Regions from separate parts of the Homo sapiens genome. Here region 2 is linked to region 1. Evidence: chromatin contacts called from ENCODE Hi-C data. All regions are on one chromosome and are shown on one strand. Each heading gives the region's core, a stretch centred on a gene start or an enhancer-like site at or near the end of the contact. The rest is flanking DNA. Distances are from core to core; before and after follow the strand shown. Region 1 holds the start of REG3G (regenerating family member 3 gamma). Region 2 holds the start of REG1A (regenerating family member 1 alpha).

Evidence for each region. A loop is a pair of places that touch in the nucleus more often than their neighbours do.
Region 2: a loop to region 1 is called in a map of pancreas, with 2.2 times the contacts of the local background. The contact joins the promoter of REG1A here to the promoter of REG3G in region 1. A Hi-C loop is called at or near these places in 1 of 168 maps with a recorded cell type or tissue (pancreas).

What each region holds. Positions count from the first base shown.
Region 1 is chr2:79,021,482-79,026,967 of GRCh38, forward strand. REG3G (regenerating family member 3 gamma) reads left to right here and starts at 4,221. Exons shown (of 6, transcript NM_001008387.3): 1 at 4,221-4,292; 2 at 4,502-4,688; 3 at 5,232-5,350. The coding sequence starts at 4,613.
Region 2 is chr2:79,118,227-79,123,712 of GRCh38, forward strand. REG1A (regenerating family member 1 alpha) reads left to right here and starts at 2,262. Exons shown (of 6, transcript NM_002909.5): 1 at 2,262-2,288; 2 at 2,590-2,699; 3 at 3,336-3,454; 4 at 3,762-3,899; 5 at 4,615-4,726; 6 at 4,922-5,183. The coding sequence starts at 2,636. The coding sequence ends at 4,989.

The DNA.
Region 1 (5,486 bases), core at 2,971-5,470:
CAATAAGAAGATGGCCTTCCCAAAGGTTGTCTGAGTTTAAATATGGAAGCAGTAACTGTTTTCCAGGAAATCTCTTAACCCACATTCATAATATTCCAGCATTCCGATCAATAATAGGAAAATTATAGAATATATCTCAATGCTGTCTTTGTCCAACATCATCACTGGAAAATTAAGAAACACAGGTCCAGGGGGAATAAAGTCACCTACTCAAAATAACAGATTTAATGAAAGAAATAAAATTAAAAGTGAAGTCTTATCAGCCTGTAACATTTTGAGGTTAAAAGCAGCTGACATAATTGCTAAAATCATTGTGAATAAAAATATTAATTTATTAAATAAGTATTGTTGAGAGTTTAATGTGCTAGGTCCTGAGAATACAAACTCATGCTTGATCAACAGAGTATGATGGAAATAGCATTATGTTATTTCATGACCCAGCCCAAAAGGACCAGCAGCTTCTGCTTTGCCCTCTTGGAGCCCTGACCAACAATAAAAGAAATTCTACTATCCTGACACCTCCATGCTGTAAGATGTAAGAAGTTCAAGGCACAGGGCCACTGCATTGTAGTTCTCTTTAGCAGTCCCCTCTTTAGCAGAGATCTCTCAGATCAACTGCTAAGCATGTGTGTAATCATCTTCGAAGACCAGTCCATTTGATGCTTCATATGACTCCAGTTCCAGCCATTATATGCAACTGCATGATTTCCAAGGGAGAACCACCCAGACAATCCTAATCACCTCACAGAACCATGAGAAGTAATAACAAACTGTTTTATGCCACTAACCTTGGGATAGTTTTCTGTGTACCAATAGGAAATCAGAAGAGTAGATAATGGAGAAATCATCAGTAAAGTTTGAAGGGGAGAGTAATGATAAATTCATATTCATAACTGATCATTTTGAATAGGTAGGGACATAGAGTCAGGTAATAGAAGATAAACACCCATGTCTTCTGCTCCCACCATACATTCAAGTTTATCTGGAATTTGAGGACTGCTGGACAAAATTGAGTGAAGTTCATTCTCCTGTGTACAATTGGTATTATGGAGATTCAAAACGATCTACCAAGAGGAAGAGAGAAAGGGCCAAGCCCTTGACGATTAAAGTACCAGTTTCCAATTCTGATGGCCAGCTATTAAGATAGCCTCCAGGCACACCTCCGGCATTCATGGTTGGGCAAAATCATCTGAAAACACAGTACACTGTGGAGTATCAGCTGTTTACTTTCAAGATGGTATTGCCACCAGGGCAGTGCTTGCTGCCTATGCTGAGGCAACATGAGAGAGTACCGTACTGCATACTGCTAGCCCAGTAAAAGACCAGTATTCAAAATCTGATATAAGCCTTCTAGGGAATGCATATCACTTTCCCACCATGATACGGTAGAAAAATTATAAGTAGAACTATCATAAATCACAGACCATCTGTGTAGGGAAAAGTAACCTCTTCAGGATATTGAATCTGTCTCTCTAAAACATGATATATTTCTTCGTATATTAAAGTCTTCTTTAAAGTTTAAAAAGTTTTACATGGTCTTGACTATTTTTGTCGGATATATTTCTAGATCCTTTATATTTTTCTTCCTATTAAAAACAGTATCTTTCTTAAAAATACCCTTTCTAACTCTATTGTTGGAATACAAATGTTCATTTGGGATTTATATGTTGATCTCACATTCTTCTTGTTTACTAAATTTATCCATTAATTCTAACAACTAATTTGAAGAGTCTTCTGGGTTTTCTATGGAGACAGCATGTCATATGCAAATAGTGACAACTTAATTTACTTTTTCCCTGTTTAAATTTTTTTTTCTTTTCTAAGTGTACTTTCTATCACACGATATTGTTAAATAGAATCAATGAGGGTGGTACATTTGTATATTTCTGATTTTTTAAGGAAGTCTTGTCAGTAGTTTACTTTTGAGTCTCTATAGATTTCTTTACTGTGTTAAAGCTATTCCTGTCTAACTCTGGTTTTTAAGACTTTTTATCAGTTACTAATAGGTTTTGAATTTCACTTAACAATTTTGTTCTTTTAAAATGACTATATATTTTTTTCCCTTTTAACTTCTGAACTTGGAAATTGCATTAATAGTTCATCATAATAAACTATCATTACATTTCCAAGATTAACTCTTCTTTCTCTTCATTTATTATATAAAACAATGAATTCAATTTGTTTTGTGTTTTGTTCAGGAACTTTGCATCTGTGTTCTTGAGTCAGATTGTCCTTCAAATTTCTTTCTCACGATGGCCCTGAATTTTTCTTTTTCTCAAAATTTTCCACCAATATTTTAGATAAAAACCCAAAGACAATAGTGTTATGAATCATTATGTACCTACCACCAAGCAACAACTCTCATGACCTCAAGTCCTCTCTTGTTTTATCTGTCTCTCTCTTTCTTTATCTCTATCATGCTTGATTATTTTGAAGTAAATTCTGAATAACCATTTCATCTGTAAATATTGTGTTATGTATCTTAAATGATAAGGATACTTTAAATAATATTATTTCAATATTATAATTACATCTGAACATGATATAGTCCTTTAACATTATCAAATGCTCACTTTTACCCAATTGTTTTATAATTATATTTTTTATTTAATTTGTTCAAATCAAGATCCAAACATGGTTCACACATTTTATTTGATTGATATATTTTTCACATGTTAAGAGTGAGATGTTGTTTTATTTCCTTAAATTCACTTGCTGGGGAAATGTACTTATTTGTCCTGTAGAATTTCCCACCTTCTAAATTTTGCTGATGGTATTCCTGTGTTGTAATATAATACCATCCCCATGTCCTATATTTTCTGGAAATTGCCAGCTAGATGTTAACCAGAGATCTCAAACTGTTTTGATCTCAGGACCCTTTAACACTCTTAAAAAATATTGAGGACACTCGAAAAAAAATTTTGTTCATGTGAGCTATTGATATTTATAATAATATATAGTAAAAGAGAAAAGTTAAAAATATTCATTTACTAACTCACTTTGAACTTTTTTGAAAACATGTTAACAAAAGACCCATATGTCAGTAAGTGAAGTTTGTCTTGGTTTATTTTTCAAGTAAAAATGGTGTTCCATGAAATAGTGAACTAAAACTCAGTGTTACAAATTATTTCCCTCAAGACAACCATTATACTTTAGCATGTCAGCTTCCCATTTAGTCATACAGAATATTCCCTCTAGATGTATTCAAGGGTTGAGATTTACTGAAGCCAATTCACTACCCTGATTCATCAAGTTCAAGGGCATTTTCAAGTAAAAATGGCTTTATTTTGTTTCTTGCAAGTGCGTGGATATGAGCAATGCAATTTGGTGCCACTGCCTTGATTGATGTTAAGGCACCAGAACTTCTATCCACCATTTATTTTGCCTCATCAGTGCAAATGTCAACATAGCGAAAATGACGAATAACACTTTAGTATAATTATGAAAATTATAACTGCACAACCACTCCAAACAGGCCCTGAAGACCCCCATTGGTGTGTAGATCACAATCTAAGAACGCTACTCTGAGATATCAAACTGTCAGCGCAGAACTACAATAAACCAAGGAACTATCTCTTGGTCTTCTCACACAAAGGTAGCTGGAAGGCAAATCTATTTAACTGCTGTTCCATAAGACCCTGGCTTGCCTAATGACTCACAAGATTATTTCAAGCTTCTTTTACATCTTGCTGTGAAGTTGAAGTAGCAACACTGAACCAGTGCTGCTGCTTCTGGTTTCTATTGTTTCTTTATTTCGACTAATACATTGTCTTTGCCAACACATCTAATTTTAATGCCCACCCAATTTTTATTTATTAATTTATTTTAAATGTTACTAGATAAGGTATAAAGGAATTCATATGTATGCCTATAGAAGTGAGCTCCTGGCACGTTGATCAAAAACAAACTTTTGACATTTCTCATAACTATGTAATATCATAATATTTTCTAAACTATATAATACCAGGCTCACAAGACTGCCTTTATTCCCTTAAGTTTCTCAGAAGAAGATATCTGGAAGAGGGTGGGAAAAGTGCAAACTTCAACTGTTTGTGGGGAAAGTGCCGGCCTGCTACAGAGAAAAAGGCAACATCTGTAACAATTCCCAGCCTTTGCCAGGAAGAGTCTCCTCCCCTTGGCATAATCTTTTTGAACCAATGCCAAGCCCTCTCCATGACCCCTGTCCCGCCTACATATTGCCGTTATTCACTCCAGTGACCATCCCTGAGATCTTTTTATAAAAAACCCAGTCTTTGCTGACCAGACAAAGCATACCAGATCTCACCAGAGAGGTAAGTGGGAGCTGAGAGAAGATGAGACCTGTGGAAGGGCAACCTCACATAATACAGGAGAACGCATGGGAGGGTCCCTTCCTCAGGGAGCACAGGAGCTCTGAGACTCAGCAAGGCTGTACTGGGAGGTCTCAGGGATGGGTGAGTACACAGATTCACAGCTCATTCAGAACTGTAGAAGATGATGAATGTGACCAAGATCACTTCAGTCCTAGGGGACTACAGAAGGAAAAAGACAAGAGGCAGTAGGATATCTGTGTGTCCTCCCGCTGACCACACTTCCTTTAGTGACCCGATTGCCTCCTCAAGTCGCAGACACTATGCTGCCTCCCATGGCCCTGCCCAGTGTGTCCTGGATGCTGCTTTCCTGCCTCATTCTCCTGTGTCAGGTTCAAGGTGAGATTTCTCTGCCTCTAGCACTGGGTTCCCTATGAATCCTCAGAGCCAAGAAAAGGAGGAAGGCTCCTGTGTGTCACGTGAGGTAATGACGTGGTGTCTAATGAAACTGCCTGCAGTTCCTGCATCATCACTCCTTCCTTCATGTTAACTTGCAGTGGGAGGCTCCACTGTGGTCCACTAACAATGGAATGAGATGGCTTCCATTTAGTCAGTGGACTCTAATATACACTGGTGGGAAAGTGTGGAGGGTCAGCAATGAGATGTGGGGAGGGACAATGATTGGAGGACCCAATATAGAGATAGCCCACAGTGAAGAGAGTGTTGAATGGTTGAATAAGGGGAAAGGGTAATAACAGACTAGATGGTGGCCCATTTAGTAGGGCTATTTTGAGATAAAGAACTTCTGAAAACACAAGGGAAGATGAAGAGCTGTCAGGAATGTGGTCTTCCTCCCCAAGGGCAGACCTAGATATTCCCCAAGGTCATCTCCCACCCACCCCCTACTCTTCATTTTACTCTCTCCCTTTTCTTCCACCCCAGGTGAAGAAACCCAGAAGGAACTGCCCTCTCCACGGATCAGCTGTCCCAAAGGCTCCAAGGCCTATGGCTCCCCCTGCTATGCCTTGTTTTTGTCACCAAAATCCTGGATGGATGCAGATGTGAGTGGTTAGATGTGGGGTTGGAGGTGATAGGGGAAAGTCCATGCAGGTCTCAGGGGGAGGAGGGTCTCCTTCAGGAGAGTTCCTTGGGAATGAGGATGAACACGCTTATCTTTCACACAGTCCTCCTCCCACC
Region 2 (5,486 bases), core at 1,012-3,511, 95 kb after region 1:
GGAACATGGGAGGAGGGAGAGGGTCAGCAAAAGTAACTAAGGGTACTAGGCTTAATACCTGGGTGATGAAATAATCTGCACAACAAACCCCCATTACACAAGTTTACCTCTGTAACAAACTTGCACTTGTACCACTTAACTTAAAATTAAAGTTAAAGGGTGGGTGTGTTAGCTCACGCCTGTAATCCCAGCATTTTGGGAGGCTGAGGCAGGCAGATCATGAGGTCAGGAGATCGAGACCATTCTGGCTAACACGGTGAAACCCCATCTCTGCTAAAAATAAAAAAAAATAAAAAAACTTAGCCGGGTGTGGTGGCGGATGCCTGTAGTCCCAGCTACTCTACTCGGGAGGCTGAGGCAGGAGAATGGCGTGAACCCCAAAGGCGGAGCTTGCAGTGAGCTGAGATTGAGCCACTGTACTCCAGTCTGGGTGACAGAGCCAGACTCCATCTCAAAAAAAAAAAAAAAGATTAAAGTTAAAAAAAGAAAAGAAAACATTATGCCATAAAGTATTTTTATCTTAGATTTTTTAAAAATTAATTGCTTGTTTAATTTTCACAAGATAAATATGTAATGATACCAAGTATACCCGACTCTTCCCTACTATATCCTTTGTTAACGGAAGAATATTTCTGAATCTCTTATTTATAGAAAAAAATAGGAATCATTCTCTGGTTGTAATCATTTTAAAAGGTATAACTACTTTTTGTAAAAGCAGAAAAAATTTGGATTAATTTAACAAATGCATATGAACCAGTGAGAATAAACAATGTTAACATTTGTCATCTTTGTTTAATATCGTTAGTTTTTGTTTTTATTTTTTGAGACAGTTCCCTGTTCTATCACCCAGGCTGGAGTGCAGTGGCACAACTCACTGCAACCTCTACTTCCCAAGCTCAAACAATCCCCCACCTTAGCCTCTTAAGTAGCTGAGACTACAGGCATGTGCCACCATATCTGGATATATATATATATATATATATATATATATATATATATATATATATATATATATATACTTTTTTTGTAGAGATGGGGTCTCGCTATGTTGCCCAGGCTGGTCTCGAATTCCTGGGCTCAAGTGATCCTCTCATCTCAGTCTCCCAAAGTGCTGGGATGACAGGCTTGAGCCACCACACCAGGCCCATCATCAGTTTTTATATAAAGAAAAAAAAACCTTAAAATTGTTAGGCAAATACTATGACAAATTGTAATATATATTCTTACATTTCAGATTTTTATTTTTTAAACTGTATAAGAATTGATTAATAAATAAAATTTAGTATTAATCTGTCTTTTAAAACCATATATAAAGTTTATCAAATAGCTTATAACTTCTTGCAACTGAATTTTTGTATTCAATGTTATGGCTTTGATACTAGTCCAAGTTGAAATATAGATATCTACTTTATTCGATTTAAATTCTGTTTAGTATTTTATTATATTTTGTTAATCCATTTGTCCCAATTCATATACTTATCTCTCTTTCTGTGAATATTCAGGTTAGTTTTTTCTTCCTAATTTTGCATTCTGATTGGCTTTTATTCCCTGAATTATAAATGACTATTCTATGATGATTCTGGTAAATACTCAATTTCACCACACAATCTTTGACTTCATACTAACAAACAGTTGACTTCAAATGGACAATTTCAATGAAGCCTGACTTCATATTTAGCTCCTTTAAGCTTCCTTAGGCATCAGCTCTCTACAATTCTCACATTGAGAATATGTGTATTTTGTTAGCTCAAACCTTGTTAGACATGTTAAATGTTTAGAAATATAAATTTAACCTACCCCTTGAGGTAGGTCTTGAGAGGTTTGTGAGCCTAAAAAGACATGGAGGAACCACTTATTGCCACAAGCACATTGTTCTAAATTATTTGGAATCAGTTAATTCTTCCCCATCTCCTACCCATGCCTGACACCAAAGAGGAGCCTCTAAATTTACAGGGAATACAAGGAAGTCTACTGTTCTCTGCTCCTCTCTGGGTTATTAGGGCACATGGGAGCCCTCAGTTGTTTTCTGCTGAGCAAGAGCAAAGTCCACCTTGGACTTAGACAGCTTGCCAAATTTTTTGCCAGAAGGGGACCTGAGTTGTGACCACTCCCAGTGTGTGCCGGGAAAAGGCTCGTACTGGTGCCAGAATCTCTTACTGTCAATGCTCCCAAAACTCACCGCTTGCCCCCACCCCTTTTGCTTAAATGACGTGGTTCTTATCTCAGATCCTGATATAAAGCTCCTACAGCTACCTGGCCTGAGAAGCCAACTCAGACTCAGCCAACAGGTAAGTGGGCATTACAGGAGAAGGGCGTCTCTAACATGCACTGTAGATCTAAAATCTTCGGGAAGATACAGCATGAGTTTCTGTCCAAGAGGTTTTAGCTGTAATGAAGCCTCAGTGGGATCCAAAGTTGTTTTTCAGTTACTGAGTCTGTATAATCCCCACTCTCAAGAGAAACATTTGAAGGTGTGGGTGTCTCAGAGGACCTTCCTGGTCTCAGAAATTCTGAGAGGAGGTTTTAAGGAAGGTAATAGGTGCTTTGCTCTCCATCTCTCAGAACCCCCTTCTCTGTGTTCTCCTATAGAGATTGTTGATTTGCCTCTTAAGCAAGAGATTCATTGCAGCTCAGCATGGCTCAGACCAGCTCATACTTCATGCTGATCTCCTGCCTGATGTTTCTGTCTCAGAGCCAAGGTAAGATCTCTTTTCCACCAACCAACTCTTTCTAGCCCTGAAGACTTCACTCTATCCCCAAGCATACGGGTCTACTTGAAAAAAAAAAAAAAAGCAGAGTCACTGTTAAGGGTTGTTTTGTGGTGTTTAGTGATCTTTATTGCTGATCTCTTCACATTTATATACATCCACACCTCATTAAGGAGTTGGAGCTAGAATTTAAAATGACCCCTTATAAGCAACTGCTGCAGTTGGCATGAGTTTATCTGATTAAATTTATACGTGATGGTGGATTTGGGGATGTCTGTGTGTAGACAGTCACTAATGGGGTGGAGAACTGAAGAGAGCCTTGTGTTCAGGGAAACCAAGTCAGGCTTGAGAAAGTAGAAGGCTGAGTCCTTCAAGGTAGAAGAGCCTGAGCTCCAGACATAAAAGGGAAACTGGAGACTTGTTTCTTTGGCCTATTCATTCTGTTTTTTTTCCCCTGATCAAAGAAACCAAAGACAGAAGATGTAGGATGCAGGAGCAATAGTGAGCAGTCATCCCATAATAGACTGGATTCTTCTGTTTCTATAAAGGAACCTCAGAAGCTCTTACCTCACCTTCAAGCCTTTTCCTTACCCTGAGAGCCTCCTTTAATTGTCTCTTCTTTTTCAGGCCAAGAGGCCCAGACAGAGTTGCCCCAGGCCCGGATCAGCTGCCCAGAAGGCACCAATGCCTATCGCTCCTACTGCTACTACTTTAATGAAGACCGTGAGACCTGGGTTGATGCAGATGTGAGTGAGGAGAGCAGTGTGGGAAGGGAGACTCATGAAGGGAGGGGAAGCTGCCACTCTCCAGTGTGTTCAGTGGCTGCAATGAGATGAGACTGAACCCCTTGCTATACTATCATCAGCCCCAAACTTTCCAATCTACTTTATCCCATTATTCAGCACATTCCCAGCACAAAGAACCTGGTGGTCAGTGACAGCATCATCACGGACATTACTCTGCTGTCCTTTTTCTGACCCGTCCTCTTGGAGGACTCAGTATATCCGTCACAACTTCCTCCTCCACTGAGTGCTCCATTTTCTTCTGCAACAGCTCTATTGCCAGAACATGAATTCGGGCAACCTGGTGTCTGTGCTCACCCAGGCCGAGGGTGCCTTTGTGGCCTCACTGATTAAGGAGAGTGGCACTGATGACTTCAATGTCTGGATTGGCCTCCATGACCCCAAAAAGGTAGGCTGCAGCCTTCTTTATCTCCTAATGATCAGGTTTGAGAAGTAAGAAGGAGGTTCAAGTTCTGGTCTCTTAAGTACCAGCTTTTATCGCTTTCCAGAAATCAGGCTGTTTACAGATCCTCTAATGTCCTGTGTAGCAAGGTGCACTGTAGATGATTGGAGATATAAGTGGAAGGCTGAATTTCCTAGGTGTTCTTGTCATTCATGAATAAACTTATTCTGTTTTCAGTCAACAAAGCATCTTTATGCACCAACTTCTTACCTATTTTGTTACTGTCAGAGTCACAAGAGAGACTAGATTGCCGACTATATAGGAAAGGAGACTTGTGGTAAAAATCTGCTGCTGTACTGCTGGCATTTGGGAACCTGGTAGTATACTAAATAATATAATATATCAACAACTAATGGTCAGCCAATGCTATGCTGGATATGAGGGTCCTGGGCCACAAAGACAAAAAATCAGGAACCACTTTTTAAGTGAGATACTTTGGGTCTCTGTCAAATTCATAACACTTATTTCTTGGTGGAATACAGTTAATGAGTTGGACAGTTCAGGAAAGAAGTTTAGAGCAATAGCAAAGGAAAGGAAACAATATTTAGCAAGGTTTATTCTTCCTTTGTGTCTTAGCATGTTTCTGAGTGTGCACACAGGCCCAGTGATTCCATGTATTTTTGAGTGACCACTGCCTCTGTTCTGGCCCTTCCCCATCTAGAACCGCCGCTGGCACTGGAGCAGTGGGTCCCTGGTCTCCTACAAGTCCTGGGGCATTGGAGCCCCAAGCAGTGTTAATCCTGGCTACTGTGTGAGCCTGACCTCAAGCACAGGTGAGAGGCAGAGAATCCATCCACCTGTTTCTGTTCTCTCCTGCTTAGCTCCAGGGATGGAACTGGGACTGGGATAGAGGAAAGGTGAACTCCTCATTAAGGAAATGGATGTTTGGTTTTTGTCCTGAGTCCTAAAGCCAGGAGGGTCATACTCTTTCGGGTCTCCCAGTTGTAACTCTTCTCATTGACTTATAGGATTCCAGAAATGGAAGGATGTGCCTTGTGAAGACAAGTTCTCCTTTGTCTGCAAGTTCAAAAACTAGAGGCAACTGGAAAATACATGTCTAGAACTGATCCAGCAATTACAACGGAGTCAAAAATTAAACCGGACCATCTCTCCAACTCAACTCAACCTGGACACTCTCTTCTCTGCTGAGTTTGCCTTGTTAATCTTCAATAGTTTTACCTACCCCAGTCTTTGGAACCCTAAATAATAAAAATAAACATGTTTCCACTATTGTGCTGTCTTACTGTGTCTGCTATTTCCACAGCTGATGCCTGGGTGGTTGAGATGAGAGTGATTACAACAAAGCTTGCTCTGGCCTATCCACTTCTTAAAAGTCCATCCGCATACCATGCATATTGGAATTCAGTATTTATGAACATATGTGGCTTTGCTTATGACAAGGTTAACAAGATGGAGATTGACCAAAAACTCACATGCTGGCATATCTCAAAGATTTTTGCATTCAGTTCCAGATCACTGTAATAAGGGTAATGTCACAGAAAAGCAAGTTACACAGGTTTTTTTTTTTTTGCT